Linked DNA regions of Homo sapiens: region 2 is linked to region 1. Evidence: chromatin loops called from intact Hi-C (ENCODE). Cell type or tissue: chondrocyte. All regions are shown on one strand. Each heading gives the region's core, and the rest is flanking DNA. Links, peaks and the distances in the headings are about the cores only.

Evidence for each region. Hi-C counts contacts between places; a loop is a spot of excess contacts. Peaks named below come from ENCODE experiments on the same cell type or tissue, not always from the same donor. Only the 100,000 strongest peaks of a DNase experiment are listed, where the experiment ranks them.
Region 2: a loop joins it to region 1, with 1.8 times the contacts of the local background. A loop is called at or near these places in 2 of 110 quality-filtered maps.

What each region holds. Positions count from the first base shown.
Region 1 is chr7:71,305,670-71,311,747 of GRCh38, forward strand. All of the region lies in intron 1 of GALNT17 (polypeptide N-acetylgalactosaminyltransferase 17), which reads left to right. It overlaps MIR3914-1 (microRNA 3914-1), which reads right to left and starts at 2,101; the gene lies at 2,003-2,101. MIR3914-2 (microRNA 3914-2) reads left to right here and starts at 2,005; the gene lies at 2,005-2,099. In chondrocyte, for the core only: no CTCF peak of the experiment used is centred there; a DNase peak (open chromatin) is centred at 2,623.
Region 2 is chr7:71,630,250-71,636,327 of GRCh38, forward strand. The region is part of intron 6 of GALNT17 (polypeptide N-acetylgalactosaminyltransferase 17); the gene reads left to right. Among named protein-coding and RNA genes, the nearest start is that of MIR3914-1, 330 kb to the left of the region's middle. In chondrocyte, for the core only: a CTCF peak has its summit at 3,387; no DNase peak of the experiment used is centred there.

The sequences.
Region 1 (6,078 bases), core at 543-5,542:
CAGTGCGGGGTCAGCAGTAAAGGACTTACTAGGTTGGCGACCTGATGTCACCCAGAGCCAGAGAAGTTTCCATATCTCAATGAACCTTTTGGATTCGAAGAGAGATAATTACTAACTCCACGGACTGGCCTTAGAAGACTCTTCCTCTGACATCATCCAATTCATTCTGCCACTTAAAAAAAGAAAAAAAATCCAGGTACCGTGGAAAGCCACTGGAAGCTTTAAGCAAGAGAGTGTCCTGATTTACAATTAAAAAATTTCTAATTAGGCCGGGCATGGTGGCCCACGCCTGTAATCCCAGCACTTTGGGAGGCTGAGGCAGGCGGATCACTTGAGGTCAGGGGCTCGAGACCAGCCTGGCCAACATGGCTAAACTCCATCTTTACTTAAAAATACTAAAATTAGGCGGGTGTGGTGGTGCGTGGCTGTAATCCCAGCTACTTGGGAGGCTGAGGCAGGAGAATCACTTGAACCTAGGCGGCAGAAATAGCAGTGAGCCAAGATCGCATCATTGCACTCCAGCATGGGTGACAGAGTGAGATTTGTCTCAAAATAAAATAAAATAAATTCTAATTTTGGTAAAACATACATAACATGAAATTTACCATCTTAACAATTTATATGTGCATATATCAGTAGCGTTAAGTATATACACATTTTTGGGCAACAGAACTGTTTTCATCATGCAGATCTGAAGCTCTGTACCCATTAAACAATAACTCCCCCTACCTGCTGTCAACGCCCCCCACTATTCTTCTTTCTCTGTCTCTAGAATTTGACTACTCTACATACCTCATTTAAGTGAAATCATACAGTAATTGTCCTTTTGTGACTGGTTTATTTCACTTAGAATATCGTCCTCAAAGTTCATTCAAGTTGTAGCATGTGTTAGGATTTCCTTCCTTTTGAAGGCTGAATAATAATCCATTGTATGTTTACATCTTAGGCTGGTGCAAAAATAATTGCTGTTTTTGCCATTGAAAGTAATGGCAAAAAACAGAAATTACTTTTGCACCAACTTAATGTATCCTCTTTTGTTTATTCATCTGTTGATGGGTACTTGGGTTGCTTCTACCTACTGACTATTGCAAATAGTGCTACTATGAGCATGAGTGTGCAAATATCTGTTCAAGTCCCTGTTTTCATTTCTGTTTTGTTTTGTTTTGTTTTTTGAGACAGAGTCTCGCTCTGTTGCCCAGGCTGGAGTGCAGTGGCACAGTCTCAGCTCACTGCAGCCTCTGCCTCCTGGGTTCATGCCATTCTCCTGCCTCAGCCTCCCGAGTACCTGGGATTACAGGTGCCCACCACCACACCTGGCTAATTTTTGTATTTTTAGTGGAGATGGGGTTTCACTATGTTGGGCAGGCTGGTCTTGAACTCCTGACCTCAAGTGATCTGCCCACCTTGGCCTCCCAAAGTGCTGGGATGACAAGCGTGAGCCACCACCCCTGGTCCCTGCTTTCATTTCTTTGGGGTTTATGCCCAGAAGTAAAATTCCTGGATCCTGTGGTAATTCTATGTTTAACTTTTTGCAGAACCGCCATACTGTTTTCCATAGGGGTTGCAGCATTTTGCATTCCCATCAGCCGTGCACAAGGTACCACTTTCTCCACATCCTCGCCAACACTTGTTATTTTGTTTTCTTGACAGTAGCCATTTTAATGGGTGTGAGGTGGTATCTCATTGTGGTTTATGTCACATTTTTGAGTATACGTTTTACCCTGCTGGGTATATGTTATTACACTAGGTGCTGGCTTACAGAGGCAATAAGACCCACTTTCTGCCATGAGAGAGGAAACTCACAATCTGTTGGAGGAGACGGGCATCTAAACGGAAAATTATAATACAGCTTATCAAGTGCTATGATAGAGACAGGTCTTAAGAGAGCAGAGAGTGGATGCAATCGAGGAAGACTTCCTGGTCTTCATAGCCCCACCTCTAGGAAGTCTTCCTTGGTTGCACCCACTCTGTGCTCCGTTAAGACCTGTCTCTGGAGTAGCAGTAGAGTTCCTACTCAACTTCTCATTTTCTGGTTCCTTCTACCAAGTTAAGCATACTCATTAGAAGGAACCAGAAAATGAGAAGTTAAATCTGAAGTCCAAGTGGTTGGTGAGTATTGGTTAGAGCACTATTTTTAGAATAGAACAATGCTTATGAGTGAAGCATTTTTTTTTTCTTTTCATTTGTGCATTTCTCTGGCTCTGGGAGATTGTAAAGGTTACTTCATTGGGATGCTTAGATCACAGTTTCTGGTTATTAGAAAGAGGCCACACTGAGACCTTTGGGAGAAAAGGGGCACAGCAGGTGGGTAGGTGGGACGTGCCTCATTGAGCCTGATTCAGGGGTCTTGTGTGTTTTCCATTTCATCCAATTCTGGGAAGTCTGAAGGCTCCGGGTCAGAGGGGAGTTTGTTGCATGGGGGCAGTTGTCTGGAAAGCTTAGTGACAAAGTAGCAAATAGGAGCAAGGAAACAAAGTATATAAAGACCTGCTATTTAGGAATGGCACTATTCTTGTCGTGGTGACTCACATTTGTCAAGCCTTGAAGGATATTTGCAGAGGAAGAAAGAAGCATTGGATTGCAGCTCGGTGGGAGCAGATCCTGGCTGCCAGTGCCGGGACCAAGGCAGGGTGTGATCTCACCCGTGTTGCCAAGGGTCATCCCACACCCAGACTGTTCGGTTTCCATTCTCATTCCTTGGCATTGCCTTTTATAGAACTGCTTTCAAAAGAGGCATTGGGGCTGATGTCACAGGATCACTATGTGTTTCTCAGGAGTAGGGAGGGAATGAATAGGATTTTTCGAACATTCTATACCAAATTCACTGCCCTCCCTCCATTTGATTTAGGACTTACATCTTCAGCATCCTCTCTTTGTTAGGCTCCTCTGGAATTGTCTGTCCCCCTGGCTAGATCAAGAGCCCCTCTGTATCCCCAGAACCTTGCAGCTTCAGGCACTTTGCACGAGATAAATAAACATGGATGCAATGAGAAAAGGGATGTGACAGGTATTGGGGAAGACAAGCCAGCAACTGCTCTGGGCTCTGCTTTGGAAGTGCCTTTCATTTCTCTTTAGTTTTTTTTTTTTTTTTTGAAACAGAGTCAAGCTCTGTTGCCCAGGCTGGAGTGCAGTGGCACGATCTCAGCTCACTGCAACCTCTGCCTTTTGGGTTCAACGGATTTCTTATGGCTCAGCCTCCCAAGTAGCTGCATTACAGGCAAGCACCATTACGCCTGGGTAATTTTTGTATGTTTAGTAGAGACGGGGTTTCACCATGTTGGCCATACTGGTCTCGAACTCCTGACCTCAGGTGATCTGCCCACCTCGGCCTCCCAAAGTGTTGGGATTACAGATGTGAGCCACTGCGCCCAGCTCATTTCTTTTTACTCTCTATCCACCACTTGTCCTAGCTCAAATCCTTTTGAGTCTGACTTGGACAGCTGATGTCACCCTCTACCTAGTCTTTTTTCCCTTCAGTGCCATTTTTCCAACTCTTGTCAGTCATTTTTATGCTGTCATTGCATCCAGACCTGATCATTTCTTTTCTCTTTCCTACTCAAAACCTTTCTTGGTTCACTGTGACTCAGTGAATAAATCCATGACCCTTGGCAGTCTAATTCCTGTTTGTCTTTCCAGCCTTGCCATCCTGCCCAGCTACCTGCCTCCCATCTCATTCCCTGCTAAATTTGCTTCTTCCTTATGTGAGTTGAGGCACACGCTTTCCCTTCTGCTGGGAAGGAGTTTCCACCCCTCTGAGACCACATCCAAATGTTATCTCCTTGAGGAAGCCATGCATGCTCCCTGCCGAGACCAAGGAGAGAAAACCATGCCTTCGTCTGGGTTCGCATAACTTTTGTCTACACTTTTGTCGTGTCATTTACTGCAAAAGTTGTCCCCCAAGCTATCCTTTTATTTACATTTGCTTATTAATTTCAAGAATTATTTGAGATAGTATTCAAGTTACATACTAGAGGAATATTCCTATGAATATAGGATATTATAATGATAATAAGAGTTATGTTAAGGAATTCCCATAATAAAGGGTGGAGGGAGAGTGGGGATGAATTTGGGGTCATGTAAATACAAACTGCATATGCTGTGATGTTTAGCGCATTTGCCAGAAATGTTTAGAATACTTATTTCTAAACTTGGACCTCTACTTTCTACCAGCCAACACTAAGAGAGAAATATATTGATATGATTTGGCTATGTCCCCACCCAGATCTCATCTTGAATTCCCACGTGTTGTGGGAGGGACTTGGTGGGAGGTAATTGAATCATGGGGGCAGGCCTTTCCCATGCTGTTCTCGTGATAGCGAATAAGTCTCACAAGATCTGATGGTTTTATAAGGGGGAGTTTCCCTGCACAAGCTCTCTCTTTGCCTGCCGCCATCTGTGTAAGACGTGACTTGCTCCTCCTTGCCTTCTGTCATGATTGTGAGGCCTCCCTAGCCATGTGGAACTGTAAGTCCATCAAACCTCTTGCTTTTGTAAATTGCCCAGTCTCAGATATGTCTTTATCAGCAGCATGAAAACAGAAGAATACATATATCATCCATATGGTTCACGATGTCTCCAGGATGAAATGAATCAGAAGCAGAATGACTCTGCCAGGGGCTGAGACGCTAAAGAAATTTCCCTTACTTTGTCACAAAGGATTCCCTAAATCATATCACTATGTGTTCAATGGCATCGTCTTTGTAAATGTAACTTCACATTCCGTGTGCCTATTTGCATCTGTTTGCAAATAGAAGAACACGTAGCACTGTCTGAGATCATGAGGACATTTAGTATTAGGTTTGTGCAAAAGTAATTGTTTTTTGCATTTAAAGTAATGGCAAAAACTGCAGTTACTTTTGCACCAACCTAATATTTACCTAAGGATTCTAGTGGCCTGGGGTCCCAGATGCCTTCAAGCAGTTCAGCAGTGCAACATATATGTTTCCCTTTCCTTCATGGCTAATCCAAACATTGTATCCTAACCCCAGCATCTCAAGCAGGGTGGATAGAAAAGGGCAGTCCTTTTTATTAGCAAAGATGAATCCTTCCAGAATCTTTTCAGAAGACTTTCCTTTCTATTGGCCCTACCAGAGTCACCCAGGTACACCTAGTAACAAAAGGGCTAGAGAAGTGGCTCTGTCCTTCATTCTGGGCTGGATGGAATGCCACGCGATGTTCTGCTGGTGTAGAAGAGAATGGGAGAAGTGGAGGAAGGGATCTCAGGAAGACAGCTGGGAGTGACTACCACGGTAGTTCTCTATCACGACACTAGTCCAGTAAATCCTGCTTTGCAGGAGGTAACACCAGTGAGCAGCTCGCCGCTGATGAGATTTATTCCCAAAATAACTTTCAAATCTGAAGAGGAATGGCTGCTCTGTATTTCATTTCAGCAAGTCTCCATGGATATTATTTTTCTTTCCACTGACTTTATTTATAACCTGAGCTGCAGGAAGCTGGAAGGAGAAGCTCCTTGACAATATCTGGAGCCTGGGCTTGCTATTTGACCAGTTAACCCTACGTTTTCTCCCTTGGCGAGGTTGGGGATGAGGAAACACCTTCTCTCCTAAAGATGGGCCTGATGAGGATGCATGGTTCCCAAGGTGTGTGGTGTTGGTCAGGGAGGAATAGCATGCTCTAGGTTTGGCAGGCCGACTCATTTGGCTTAGGCCCTCTGGCTAAGCCATACCGGAATGGGGCTCAGTGGTGAGTCAATCAATTGGGGAAGCATCTTATGTTTGGAGATAGCTTAACAGTAAGAAGTGAGCTAAGGGTGCTGTTATTGCAAGACCCCCATCTCTACAAAAAATAAAAAATAAATTAATGGGGCATTGTGGTGCCCAAATTCAGGAAGAATTTTTTTTAAAAAAACCTAAGGCCTGAGTCACATTTTTTAAAAATTGAAAAAGCTGTGGGGGATCCCAGTTCATGCTTCTCTCTTCTCAATCCAGGATGAGATGAGCAGCGCAGCATCTCAGTGAAGAGTGATGTCATGGACACAGTTGGGAGAGCCTTCCCTTGATTTGTTATTCTTGAGATAGGCTGAAGAAGGAACATGAGTATTCAGTCATTAGGGATGTG
Region 2 (6,078 bases), core at 467-5,466, 320 kb after region 1:
CAGGTAACTGAAAAGATGCTCTTACAAGGACCATTAAGGCTCAAGATAAGGAACAGCCTTCGCTTGGCAAACTCCCGTGCCAAAAAAGCCAAGGATAAACTCAGAACATCCAGTCTGGATGAAGGTCTCAGCATTGCCCTAACACACCCATAAGGCCCCCAGTGCACTGATCCCCTCCTCCTTTCCTTGACCTCTTTTTGTCTGGCTGACTCTGCATTTCTATCTCTTTTCATGGACCCTAATGAGTTTCACCGGGTAGCTATGGTGGCCAAGGACACTCAGAACCGGAATTTCATTGATGCTTGTTAGGATTGATACCCATTTAGTGGACAATCTCATCAATGTTTGCATGGAATGTAAAAATCAGCCAGCAAATGGAAACATACCCAGAGAGGCAGCTGGTGTAATTGGCCCTCACAAACACATGAGAAGTGCTCTTCTAAAAATACCAGGGCACCTCATACTGAAAGGCAGGCCAGAGACTGAATTCAGCAAGAGCTGAAAACAGCCAGGACAAAGTGTTTGGATCTTCCAGTGCAATCCGGAAATCATGGAGCTTGATATTGAGGACCCAAGGGAGAAGTGCCATTTCAGATTTAAAGAAAATAAGCAAATTTGAGATAGGCCACGTCGTTAGAATACTACCCAAGAATAGTATGTGTTGATGCTGATAAATTAGGGTACAGGTACTTCAATTCGTTTATTCATTCAGTTGTTCAATGAGCACTTACTGGGTACCAGGCCCTATTCTGGCCCTGGGAATGCAGGAAGGAACAGAACAGATACAATTCCTGCCTGTTGCAGTGGACAATGAGCAAATAAATACATAATTTGGAGAAAGGAGAGAGAGATTGGAAGGGAGAGGGGAGATTGTTTTGCATTCTGTAGCCAGGGAACATTGTGGTGTAAGGAAGTGTTTAAGTAGTAAATCTTTTATTTTTATTTTTACTTTTTTTTTTTTTCTTGAGACAATTGCCCTGTTGCCCAGGCTGGAGTGCAGTGGTATGATCATAGCTCACTGTAGCCTCAACCTCCTGGGCTCAAGCGATCCTCCCATTTCTACCTCCTGAGTAGCTGGTACTGATGGACATGCATGACCACACCCAGCTAATTTTTAATATTTTGTAGAGAGGTCTCACTATGTTGCCCAGGCTGGTCTGGAATTCCTGGGCTTCAGCTATCATCCCTTATTGGCCTCCCAAAGCACTGGGATTAGGTGTGAGCCACCATGCCCAGACTCAGTAGTAAATCTGAATGAAGTAAGGGAACAAGTCTTGTGGGCTTCTGGAGGAAGAATATTCCATGTGGGAAGGATGGGAAATTCAACAGCCCTTCAACAAGAACAAGCTTGGTCCAGTTGAGGAAGAGCAAGGAGGCCACTGTGGCCGGAGTGGCATCAGCAAAGGTGAGAGTGAGAGGAGATAAGGGAAGGAAGGAGGAGGATGAACCATTTGCCGTCATGTAGATCTTGGTGTGTACTCTGAGTAGAATGGGAGCCATGGGAGGGTTTTGAGCTGAGGTGCAATATTGGGATGGTTAATTTCATAGGTAAATTTCACTGGTCGCAGGGTGCCCGGATTAAATATTAATTCTGCACGTGTCTGTGCTGGTGTTTTCAGAAGAGATTAGCATTTGAATGGGTTAACTCGCCCAGCTGAGTTATTCTTTTTTTGTGTGTGTAGAGACAGGGGTCTTGCTCTGTTGCCCAGGCTGGTCTCAAACTCCTGGCCTCAAGCAATTCTCTGGCCTTGTTCACCCAAAATGCTGGGATGACAGGTGTGAGCCACTGCATCCAGCCCTTTAAAGAAGGCTTTAAAGGACCTGAAGATGTTTAGTCTAAAAAAAAAAAGAAAAAGAAAAAAGACTGGGGCTGAGAGAGCCCTTTCTTCAGATACCTGAAAAGATGCTCTTACAAGGACCATTAAGGCTCAAGATAAGGAACAGCCTTGTGTCCGGCCAAGCTTTTCCACTGTGGAGCAGGCTGCTTTTCCACTGTGAGCTTTTGTCCCTGGAAGCAAGGCCCTGGGGGACCACCTGCCGGGTGCCGGGAGCACTGGGATCTGCCTGCCCTATTTCAGGTTGTCCATGCATGCATTCATTCCTGTGATATGGATGGGATTCCCATTGCCCGGTGTTGGGGTTCGAATATTACACAAGATCCAGCCCTAGCCCTCAAAGAAAGGAGAAGGCAGTAGGTGCTCTGATGGGGTGAGAGTGTCCATGAGGGGCCCTGTTCTGACTTGGGTGAGTAGAGTGATATCTACGACCAAGCTCAAAAGCACAAGCACTTTCAGCCGAGCTGAATACATCTAATGCATCTGTGGGTCTGTGTGTGTTGGGGACAAGGATGAGGAGAGAATCTGGGACCACGCTAGACATGGATGGAAAATACAACCAGAATGTAGCAAGTGAGAAGGGCTGGTGGAAACTCCTTCTCTCAGGGCCCAGACCAGGGGGAGGATTGTGAGCCCGGGGAACCTGTCTTTATTTCAACTTCTGACATTTTGCTCACCGTGGATTTTCTGCATGATTTTTGATTTATTAAACATTGCATCAAAATACTATTTATCTTGGCCAGGCATGGTGGTTCATGCCTGTAATCCCAGCAATTTGGGAGGCTGAGGTGGGTGAATCACTTGAGGCCAGGAGGTCGAGATCAGCATGGCCAACATAGCAAAACCCTGTCTCTACTAAAAATACAAAAACTAGCTGGGCATGGTGGCACACGCCTGTAATCCCAGCTACTTGGGAAGCTGAGGCATGAGAATCGCTTGAACCCGGGAGTGGGAGGTTGCAGTGAGCCGACATCGCACCACTGCACTCCAGCCTGGGCGACAGAGTGAGACTCTGTCTCAAAAAAAAAAAAAAAAAAAAAAGAAGGTTGATTATTGATTATTTAGTTCTAGGGGGTGCTTAAATGTGGTTCACAGAGAATGGCACTGGGAAGGTGTCAGTGAAGAAAACATAGTCCCTGCCATTCTCACTCGCCATGTCCCAGGCACAGCCCGGCTGTGGGTTGGGAAGGTTTCCCAATATGGAACACTCTAGTGCAATGTGGGGAGTTTGCATCATAAAATCATAGGATGGGGCTTCAAATCATGGCCTGCCTAACCTGACCCCCTGCAAAGGGGCAGACTGAGGCTACGCAGTTTGTCCTGGGGGCCGGGATAGCTCTCCTGTCGGCTGATGGCTTGGGGAGGATTCTCCCGAAGTCCTTATTCAGAAGCAAACTTCTTTTACCAGGCAGGGAGTGTTAAAGGGAAATGTGGCCGAGGAAATGAATGCGGCTGTCAGTATTTACCGGCTCATTATTTATTTATTTATGTAGGGGATTTCTGTTCTCTCTGCTAATCTTCATATAACATGCCTCATTGCCCTCTGAGGGCCCCGAGAGGATCCTCGCAGCATTTGTAGGGTGGAATTTGTTCTTGAAGCTCTGTTTCTGGTTGCTCATTCCTTGCTTCCTTGCAAATACCAGAGAGGAAATGAGTCATCTCAGAGACAAGCCTCTCACTCATTCCTACCAGCTGCTGGCAAATCCAAGGCGTAATTGGCATTTGCAGGTAGGGTCCAAAGGAAAAAGCACATTTTTTTGCTTTCAGTTTGAAGTCATGTGCTCAGCGACATCAAGCATTGAGAAGGGAGCCAGCCCCGGGCAAGGCAGAGACAAAGGGGGTTGGGGAGCTTGGGTGGAGGGCCCAAGGGCCCAGCCCATGCCCACACACATGGTGTGACTGGCCTCCTGTCTATTAAACTCTCTCTACTACAATACTGTGGTCTTTCTTTATGCAGTGGGCAGGAAGAACCCCTCGGGCAGTGACATCTCTCAAATATTGTACATTGTATTCGACAGGTAATCTTGCAACCCTCAGCCCCCTCCTTCCCTCCCCCTTTTTGGAGTCTCCAGTGTCTATTACTTCCATCTTTCTGTCCATGTGCAATTGGTAGAATTTAGACCTCCTAAGGGCCGTGTGGAGCCACTGAAGATGGGGAGTGCCATGGTCAGATTTGCACTTTTGGGGGGTCCGTTTGTTGACAAAAAGAGTCAAACTCTGTAAAATATTTGAAGAGATTTATTCTGAGCCGAATGTGAGTGACCATCGCCTGGGACACAGCCCTCAGGAAGTCCTGGGAACTTGTGCCCAAGGTGGTTGGGGCGCAGCTTGGTTTTATGCATTTTAGGGAGACATGAGACATCAATCAAATACATTTAAGAAATATAAGCCAGGCACGGTGGCTCACGCCTGTAATCCCAGAACTTCGGGAGGCTGAGGCGGGCAGATCACCTGAGGTCAGGACCTCGAGACCAGCCTGACCAACATGGTAAAACTCCGTCTCTATTAAAAATACAGAAATTAGCCATGTGTGGTGGCCAGTACCTGTAGTCCCAGCTGCACAGGAGGCTGAGCCAGGAGAATTGCTTGAACCTGGGAGGCGGAGGTTGCAGTGAGCCGAGATGGTACTACTGCACTCCAGCCTGGGCGACGGAGCGAGACTCCATCTCAAAAAAAAAAAAAAAGAAAAAAGAAAAAGAAAAAAAGAAATACATTGGTTTGGTCCAGAAAGGCTGGACAACTCGAAGCAGGGGGTTTCCAGCTTATAGGTCGATTAAAAATTTTGCTGATTGACAATTGGCTGAGTTTATCTGAAGACCTGGGATCCATAAAAAGGAATGCCAGCCGGGCATGGTGACTCACGCTTGTAATCCCAGCACTTTGGGAGGCTGAGGCGGGTGGATCATGAGGTCAGGAGTTCAAGACCAGCCTGGCCAACACAGTGAAACCCCGTCTCTACTAAAAGTACATAAATTAGCTGGGCATGGTGGCAGGCGCCTGTAATCCCAGCTACTCAGGAGGCTGAGGCAGGAGAATTGCTTGAACCCGGGAGGCAGAGGTTGCAGTGAGCCGAGATCTCGCTACTGCACTCCAGCCTGGGTGACAGAGTGAGACTCCGTCTCAAAAAAAAAAAAAAAAAGAGGAATGCCCAGGTTCAGATAAACGATTATGGAGACCGAAGTTCTTATTTGCAGAGGAAGCTTTTAGGTACTAGGCTTTAGAGAAAAGAGGTTGTAAAATGTTTCTTACTAGACTTAAAGTCTGTATTGATGTTAATGCTGGAGAGATATCATGAGGCCTGTCTGACCCCCACTTCCCATCATGGCCTGAAACAGTCTCTCGGGTTAAATTTTAAAATAGCCGTGGCTAAGGAGGAAGTACATTCGGATGGTTGAGGGGCCTTAGAATTTCATTTTTGTTTACACATTATATTTGTATGTATTTATGGGGTACATGGGAAATTTTGTTACCTGCATAGAATGTGTAATTGTTACCAGAAAGGGGTCCTGATCCAGACCCCAAGAGAAGGTTCTTGGATCTCATGAAAGAAAGAATTCAGGGCGAGTCCATAGAGTAAAGTGAAAGCAAGTTTATTAAAGGAATAAAGAATGGTTACTCCATAGGCAGGGCTGCTGGTTGCCCATTTTTATGGTTATTTCTTGATGATATGCTAAACAAGAGGTGGATTATTCATGCCTCCCCTTTTTAGACCATATAGGGTAACTTCCTGACGTTGCCATGGCATTTGTAAACTGTCATGGCGCTGGTGGGAGTGTAGCAGTGAGGACGACCAGAGGTCACTCTCGTCACCATCTTGGTTTTGGTGTGTTTTGGCCAGCTTCTTTACTGCAGCCTGTTTTATCAGCAAGGTCTTCATGACCTGTATCTTGTGCCAACCTCCTGTCTCATCCTGTGACTAAGAATGCCTCAACCTCCTGGGAAGGCAGCCCAGTGGGTCTCAGCCTTATTTTACCCAGCCCCTATTCAAGATGGAGTCACTCTGGTTCAAACGCCTCTGACATAATGATCAAGTCAGGCCATTTGGGGTATATCCATCATCTGAGTATTTATCTTTTCTATGTATTGGGTACATTTCAAGTTCTTTCTTCTAGCTATTTTGAAATGTGCAATACATTGTTGTTCACTATACTCTGTGCTTTAAAATCTTGCTGCAGAAGAGATGTGGCTCATAGCTAGAAGCAGGGAGTGGGGGACACAGGGAGACTATTAGAACACTGCAGTT